2 separate regions of the Mus musculus genome follow, and region 1 is linked to region 2. Evidence: chromatin contacts called from ENCODE Hi-C or POLR2A ChIA-PET data. All regions are on one chromosome and are shown on one strand. The core of a region is the stretch at or near the end of the contact, and the rest is flanking DNA. Distances in the headings are between cores, read along the strand shown. Region 1 holds the start of Tjp3 (tight junction protein 3). Region 2 overlaps Zfr2 (zinc finger RNA binding protein 2).

Evidence for each region. Hi-C counts contacts between places; a loop is a spot of excess contacts on that map. ChIA-PET counts read pairs that join two places held with the same protein, here RNA polymerase II (POLR2A).
Region 1: a map of v-Abl transformed pro-B cells shows a loop between it and region 2 (2.5-fold over the local background). The contact joins the promoter of Tjp3 here to the enhancer-like site in region 2. A Hi-C loop is called at or near these places in 4 of 37 maps with a recorded cell type or tissue (heart and v-Abl transformed pro-B cells). POLR2A ChIA-PET finds 5 or more read pairs at or near these places in 4 of 5 experiments (Patski and embryonic stem cell).

What each region holds. Positions count from the first base shown.
Region 1 is chr10:81,289,144-81,293,239 of GRCm38, reverse strand. Tjp3 (tight junction protein 3) reads left to right here and starts at 1,973. Exons shown (of 21, transcript NM_013769.3): 1 at 1,973-2,192. It overlaps Pip5k1c (phosphatidylinositol-4-phosphate 5-kinase, type 1 gamma), which reads right to left and starts at 277. Exons shown (of 18, transcript NM_008844.3): 1 at 88-277. The coding sequence starts at 181.
Region 2 is chr10:81,243,630-81,247,335 of GRCm38, reverse strand. Zfr2 (zinc finger RNA binding protein 2) reads right to left here. Exons shown (of 18, transcript NM_001034895.3): 7 at 3,541-3,686; 8 at 2,556-2,675; 9 at 1,792-1,931; 10 at 1,175-1,307; 11 at 580-746; 12 at 1-117. Among named protein-coding and RNA genes, the nearest start is that of Matk, 12 kb to the left of the region's middle. Within about 2 kb of position 1,981, at least 1 of the 3 ENCODE cell types and tissues checked has a DNase peak (open chromatin) inside an H3K27ac peak, as active enhancers do.

The sequences.
Region 1 (4,096 bases), core at 724-3,223, 46 kb before region 2:
CCGCAGCGCGAAGCAGGCGGTCGAGACCACGCGCCACGGCGGGGGAGAGGGGCGAGCCCATCGCAACGACCAGGGGGATCGCATTACCTGCCGCCGCCCCACTCTCCGCAGACCAGGCCGCTTCCGCCGTCACGGCCCCCGCTTCGGCGCTCTCCGCCTCGTCCGGCACCTCTAGCTCCATGGCCGAACGCTCCGGCGGCGGCGGCGGGCCCGAGGATGCACCCGAGCTCGGCCGCCGCCGCTGAACAACAAGCGCCGCCTGCACTACAGGGCGGAGGGAGGGGGCGGGGCCCGGGCGGAGCCTGGCGTCGACGCGAAGCTCCTAACCAATTGGATATAAGGACTGGGCTTAGGGCGGCACACACTCAAGGGAGTTGCGAGCGCCCTCCGGCGTCCGGTGCAGGAAGAAACGTGTTCACGTGCGGTATGGGGGCGGAAGGCGGGGCCTCAGCAAAGTGAGGAACCTGACCAATTAGGTAGCAGGGGTGGAGCTAAAGTGAAGTACGACTCACCAGCGCCTCCAAGCGTCCATAGAGGGATGAACAGACCAGCTCAAACAAACCAGAGCGTCTGCAGGGGACCGAGATGGGGCGTGGTCTAGAGTCTACTACAGCCAATCGGATATCAAGGGGCAGAGCCTAGACATGAGGCTCAGGGGCACCCTAGGCGGACACTACACGGAGGCAGAGGCAAGCTAATCTAAGACTAGCCTGGTCTACATAGCAAGTTCCAGCCTAGCCAGGGCTACATAGGTGGGACCCTATCTTTGAAAAAACAAAACCCCAAAACTAAAACCAACAAAAAACCCACAACTGGGCAGTGGTGGCACACAGCTTTAATCCCAGCACTCTGGAGGCAGAGGCAGGTGCATCTCCAAGTTTGAGGCCAGCCTAGTCTACGAGATCCAAGAACTCAGAAATCCTCCTGCCTCTGCCTCCCCAGTGCTGGGTCTGAGTTATCCTCAGCTATATATTGATTTAAAGAGACCAACCTGGGCTATAGGAGTGTGGGCGTTAAAGAAATTTATTACATATATTAGAAGTGTATTTTACTACTGTCATTTTATCGCTTTACAACATAAGTTATCAATAAAAATAAGCATATGTCATATTGCAAAATAATAAGATGTATGTAATATATATTGTTTGTTGTGTTTTTGAGACAGACACTCCAGTCTGAGCTTCCTCCTTGCTAGGACAGGCGTGGACCATCCGTTAAGACAATTGCATCAGAAAGAGCGCTTTGGTGTGTGGTGTGGACAGAACTTGACTTAAGCCTGGGCTTCCAAAGTGTGGTCACTGGAGCCCAGTAACAGCACCTTCTGAAAGCGGGTTAGAAGCCTGAATCTGAAGTCTTCTTGCCGCAGGAACTAAGATGGGGTCACCAACTCCTCCAGCGATATGGACACCTGATAAAAGCTGAGATCTCTTTGGGCATCACAGGAAGGAACTAGGTCAGGAGTGCTCGAATTAAGAGGAAGCAAAGTTCAAAAAAAAAAAAAAAACCAAAAAACCAAAAATAAAGTCTGAAACTGGAAAGTCACAAGGGGTCAGGTGTACAGACAGGGAAGTCAATGCCAATAGAGTAGATAATGATCTTGGGTGTGGCTAAAAGGTGTGGTATGGCCTACAATTCCCCAGTGAGGGGGCTGGGGACGTAGTCAGGGGTGGAGTTCCCGCCTAGAATCCCATAGTAATGAGCTGGGCTGTGGCTCCATGAGAGTTTTGATTATTCCAGTGTCCCCCCTTGTGATGAAAGCTGGAAGCTTGACAGCGGGTAAGTTGCAGCGCGAGGCACAGCCCATTCATCCCGTAGGATGCTCAGTGTTTTGTGAGCACCTACTCTGTGGTGTAGATGCTGTGGGGTGCAGGGCTAGCTAGGCCTCTCTGGGTACTCAGGGGTTAAGGCCTGTCTGGCCACGTGAGAGCACCTTGCGACTGAGCCACAAACCCTCCCACCTGCAGGCCGGCCTCTCTTGCACTCACAATTGCGCACAACCTGCACAGTCCTGCCGGTTCCACCCGGCAAAGGGACTCGCCCACCGTTCCTTCCACTCCGCTTTCGCTGAGCAAACAGGTTGCCCGGCCCGAGCAGCCAGCTCGGGTCTCCTCCCTGCCACCCATGCCTGACAGCTATCCAGGACCCAGCTTCCACCTCCCACCCTGCGTCCATTCACTCAGCCTTCCAGACCGGTAAGTCTCCAGCTGAGCTCATCCCAAGGGCTTTATGCATCCAAGTGATCCCATGTCAGGCTCCCGGGACCCCCAAGTTTGCTCTGGATGCCCCCCATGGGAGCCGGAAGCTGGCATCCTGTGGGGACATCTGACACAGTTTCAGAAAGTTCCAGCGGGTGCAGTTTCTGCCCTGGCACAGCGCCCAGCACGCTGCAGCCCAGCCTTCAAAGGGTCTTTGTGAGCGCAGGTGGTGGCTAGGGAGGCTGGTCCCTGATCCCCTAGCAGGAAGGATCTTGGTTCCCATGGGAGGCTGGCCTGCAGTTTTGGGAGATGGCAGAGGAAGTTGGGGTACTCCTGAACTAACTCTTGAGTTTTTCTGGAACTCTCCCTGAGGGTCACCCCATATATCCAAGGCATGAATGTGCCACCTGTCCTAGGTTATACATTGTGGGGACAGGAGAGGACAGGAGCTCTGTCAGCTCCCCAAAGCACGTCTGTCAGCTGAGAATTGCACGACGAGGGTAGAACGGATGGACAGATGCCTAATGGGATTGACAGAGGAGTTGGGAGGGGCACAGGAACCTTCTGTGTCATTTGCCCCAAAACAAAGAAAAACAATTCCTTCAGGAAGGTGTGTCCAGCCACCAACATCACCACCATCCCCCCCCCCCCAGGTTATCTTATTCTCCGGGAAGGATCAGCACACAGGGGGACCTGGCCTTGGGAGTTCTGGTATTGGCTGCTGCACTAGCCCAGCCTCAGTTTTTCATTTTGCACCAAGGAGAAGCTAATGCTATAGTGGCAGGCGCTGGGGCGCTGGGGGCCCTTGTTCCCAGCTCAGTTCCCAGTTATTTGGCACAAAATGAAGTGAAGCCCAAACAGGAGTAACTGCTCCCGGAGGCTGCACAGTAGAGTAAGACTGTCGCACAGGGGGCCTTAGAGCTAACCCCCAAGAAACCTCCCTGGGGCGACATCTTAGAAAAATCCCTGTCTGGCCTGGCACTTCCGTGTGGCACCGATGCTGGGGAAAGTCCACGATGAGAATTTAGGCTCGGTTCTTCCTCCTGGGCCGGGCCGCGTGCCAGAGAGGCAGTGTTTGCTCAGGGTAGAACCCAACACCCTTCGTGGCTGAGGTCAGTGGGACACTTGGCTATGGGGACGGGCTGCCTAACAAAGACGTGTGTATTTCTTGAGCATTTACTGTATGTCACGTATATTGGGAACAAGGCTCAGACATTCATAATTTTATCTTTTCAGCTTTTGGAGACAGGATCTCACATAGCCTAGGCTGGTGTCTGTGTCCATAAGTAGCTAAGGATAACCTTGGACTCTTGATCTTCCCTCCTTACCTCGGAGGCTGGGATGACAGGTGTGCCCCATCATGTGTGGTTTGTTCTACCTTAGGAAGAGAAGACGGGAGCACTGGGGGTGAACTGACGTCTGGGGTGACAGGCCTGGGTAGAAGGTTAAGGCTCAGGCAAGTGTGCTCAGAATGGAGGGAGCCCGGAGCCCGGGACAGGCAGCTGAGCTGCCAAGGTGGGTGGGAGCCATGGAGAGCTGAGCAGTGGGAGAGGGCTCAGTGTTCGTGTGCGCCCTCTGGTGGCTGATAAGGGGGTGACTGTCAGGAAGGATCAGGTGGAGGGGCTGTGCTGAGATGAAGGTTCAGGGGCAGGGGCCAGAGGTCAGTGGTAAGGCAGGAAGGTTGGCAGACCATCAGGACACACAGAGGAAACCCTGCCCAAAAGTTATATTACTGAAAGGGCGCTCAAGAGCTATGAAATGTCAACCACACGCTCATGGAGCCCCCGCCTCAGGGGTCTTTTCACCCTGCTGTACCCCTGAACCATACATACCATTATTTGGGATAAGATTTGACAAATAGTCAGCACTCTATAAATGAACAAATATCCCCTGGAGGGTAC
Region 2 (3,706 bases), core at 732-3,231:
TTGGAGCAGAGCAGGGTCAGCTGTACACTGTGGTCCCCACGGAGGACAAGGCCCTTGGCCAGAATGCCAACCCGCACCACACCCTTCAGCATCCTCGGTGGTGGGGACGCCAGGGTGCTACGGAGACAAAGAGGCAGAATGTGTCAGGAGGGAGGGACAGCATAGGCTCCCAGGTCCTGAGTTCCAGGGACCTGGCCCCTCTACAGGGGACACAGATGGGAAATGAAACACACTGCTGCCACCCCCATACCCATCCTGCAGCCCACACAAGCAACCTGATCCTTGAGAGGCCAGACACCTACTTACAGTCTATCCAGCTATTTATGTGTGGTTGACCTATCTCTCTGTCTGTCTGTCTATCTATCTATCTATTTACCTGTGTATCATCTCTATATCTGAAGCAAGGGCTTACTGTCCAGCCCAGGTTAACCTCCCTCACAGTGATCCTCCTGTTTCAGCTTCCTGAGTACTGGGATTACCAAACCCAACACACAGGGAAATAGGGTAAGAGGGACTTTGTCACAAGTCTGGCAGAGGAATTTGAGACAAACCAGTAGGACAGAGCCCTGAGGCACTAACCCGTGCTGGCTGCTCTCTTCCGCCAGGGTGTCTGACACCAGTCTGAGTGCTCGTTCTGTGTGGGACACAGCTGTCTGGATGGCCTGCAGCTCTTCTTCCGTGGGGTAGATGGAGGCATGCTTACACATGACATGACGGTCGTCGCTGCTCTCCGGCCGACGCCCTGACTGTGGGGAGAGCTACCCTCATCAGGGGTGGGCTGGGACAAGACATCCCGGCAGGACTTCGGAGAGTGCTGAAGGGCCAGACAGGCTCTAGGGAGCATTGGCTGGCCATTGGCTGAGCAGCCCCCATAGGGAAACACGTGCAGGGGATTTGGGTCTGGGGGGGGGCTCTCCTGTGGCACATTTTTCCATTTCCAGGCCAGAGGCTAAGAGCCATACAGTGTGTGTCCTCCTCAAGCGAGAGGCCAGCCTTAGGTCCCTGCTCAGCCTATGAGGACAGACACTTCTTGAAGGCTGCAGGGAGCCACAGTGTGAGACAGACATGCTATGCTGGACCCACAGCACTGGGTAGTCTCAGGGTCCTCTGCCCTCTGAGGGGGTCCCAAGGCCTGATGGGGACTGGGTGTCCTACATGTTACAACAGCACCCACCTGGCGCCGTGCAGTGGCCATCCCTGGTCTGGTGGTGGGAGCTGGCAATGCCCATGCAGGAAGCCCTGGTAGCTGCTCCTCAACCTGGGGCTGTGGAGTCTCCTCAGGCTGCCTGCTGTGTTCTTCTTGCTGCCTGTGGGGACCAGATAGGGACACGGGGCTCTGGATGCCAGAGGCCTGGGAACATCAGAGTTAAGGGGTCATGAGGGCATCAGAGGTCAGGGGACATGGGAATATCAGAGGTCAGGGGTCATGGGGGCATCAGAAATCAGGGGACATGGGAATATCAGAGGTCAGGGATCATGGGGCATCAGAGGTCAGGGGACACGGGGACATCAGGAACATGGGGACATCAGAGATCAGGGGACATGGGGACATCAGAGGTCAGGGGTCATGGGGCATCAGAGGTCAGGGGACATGGGAATATCAGAGGCATGGTATCAGATGTCAGGGGACATGGGGACATCAGGAACATGGGGATATCAGAGGTTGGGGACATGAGGACATCAGAGGACAGGGGACATGGTAGCATTAGAGGTCACGGGATACAGAGACGGTAGGGAATGTCAGATGTTGAAGAAGGGTGTGAGGAGGCCAGGAGGGAACACCATGGTCACCTTAGCTCAGAGTCCCAGCGCCGTGTATCCTCCAGCTGTGTCTGTACCTGCTGCCAGTGCCTCTGTAGCCTCTTGGCCAGCACCCTCTGAATGGGGCCGCTGGGCCGGGCAGCTACTGGAAGTGTAGGATCCACTTTCTTCTGCAAAGGTAAAGCCAGCCAGATGGGCAGCCAGCTCGTGGGCAGAGAGAAGCCCCAATTAACACCCGCTGTTCTTACAGATTCATGGGCCCCACCACAGTGGCAGTAGGGAGAAGTGGGCTGAGGGGACAGCAGGCTGCATGTAGCCCACAGCAGTCAAAATGGGTCACTTTGGGGAAATGTCCTGCCCAGGCTCTGGGGGTGGCTTTACATGACCAAGACTGTCTAGGTTGTAGGCCACTCATGTTCATTCAGAGTGCAGGGGCCCAAGCACCAGGCGGGGTCATGAGTGTTGTTCCCCAAGGACAGCCACCAAAACACTCAGCCAGTAAGGAGGGTCAGCAACCAAACACAAAGCAGGGTGGGCTCCTGAGTGTCGGTGGCTTTGTGCATCTGCAGGGTCTCTGGCAGGACCAGAGGGGGAAACTCCTTCCAGTGAGTAGCAAAGCTACGAATAATGTCTGCCCGCTCACCCACCTATCTCTATACACACGCCTCACTCCCCACCTATCCATGCAGCCCTCTGTATCCCCTCTCAAGCCTTTCTTCCTGTTCCTCTCTTCACCAGCCGCTTCCCCCACACTGGTAGCCCTGGCCGGCCTCTGGCACCCCTGCTGGACACACTCTGTACTGCAGACGGTGCCGGCGTCCAGTCAGGTGCATGTCTCTGGCGTTCCGGTCATTGAAGCTGCATTCGCAGAGCTTGCATCGGAAGCGGATCACCTTCCCCTCATCACTACACACCTAGGACAGGACACGAACGTGACTCGGCTTCCTGCCGGCCAGCCCTGATGACCTGGAGGGTGCTGGACAGCAAGACACCCAGGACAACGAGCCTCCCCATGGCACTAGCAGGGGTGTGTCATCCCAGAGAAGTGGCTTTGAAAGCACAGGGAATGCCCCTGACCTGTCCCTTCAGCCTCTCAACCCCACCCCAGGGGCAAAGAGCCACCCGACACCTTGTATGCTACCAGGAACTCTCTTTGTCCCCATGACCAAGTAGCAGGCCACCGCAGCTGGCTCTAGCTGGTGAGCACTGCCCTAGACAAAGTGCAAGGGACAAAAAGACATGGCTAGGGGACCGCCACCTATCTTCTGCACACACCCACACAGGGGTCACCTGCACACACCAATGGAAGTACCATCCCTGTGTTGCTGGGGCAGTGGCCATGGAGCCAGCTGTGAATAGAGAGCTTATGAGTGGCGACTCCCTACCCTGGGTGTTTGTGCAGCAGCCAGCCACCCTGGTGCAGGCACAGTAAGTACTGCCCAAGGACCCTCGGGCTGGCATTCATAAACCAGGACTTAGGGTAGGCAGGTCCAGTTTGACTCTCCCAGGCAAAGCCGGCCAAGGTATGAAGCCATCTGAGGTAGACAGAGCTTGGCTCTCTGGTGCCAAACTGGAACAGTGGGCCCTCAGGCCAAGTAGGGTGGGACAGGAGGGCCTTGGTGCCCTGAGTGAGCTTTCCCACCCCCTGGTCCTGCTTCCCACCCCTTGCGTGGAAGGTGGACATGAGGATGGGCTACTGTGGCAGCTCCATTCACAGAACCACAGTGGGCCAAAGCTGAGCTCTGCTCACCAAGACTCAGTGTCCCAGCAGCCACTTACCTCCTCAACATACTCTGTGCCCACTGGCGCCATGTCTCCAGAGCTCCCCGAAGCTTCCCCAGGGCCTCCCCTGGTGGCCTCCACCTTGAAGTGTGATGGCCGCCTGTCTCCAGGTCGGCCATGCATTGTCTGCAGCTCAGGTGGCCCTGCCAGAAACCATGGTGGG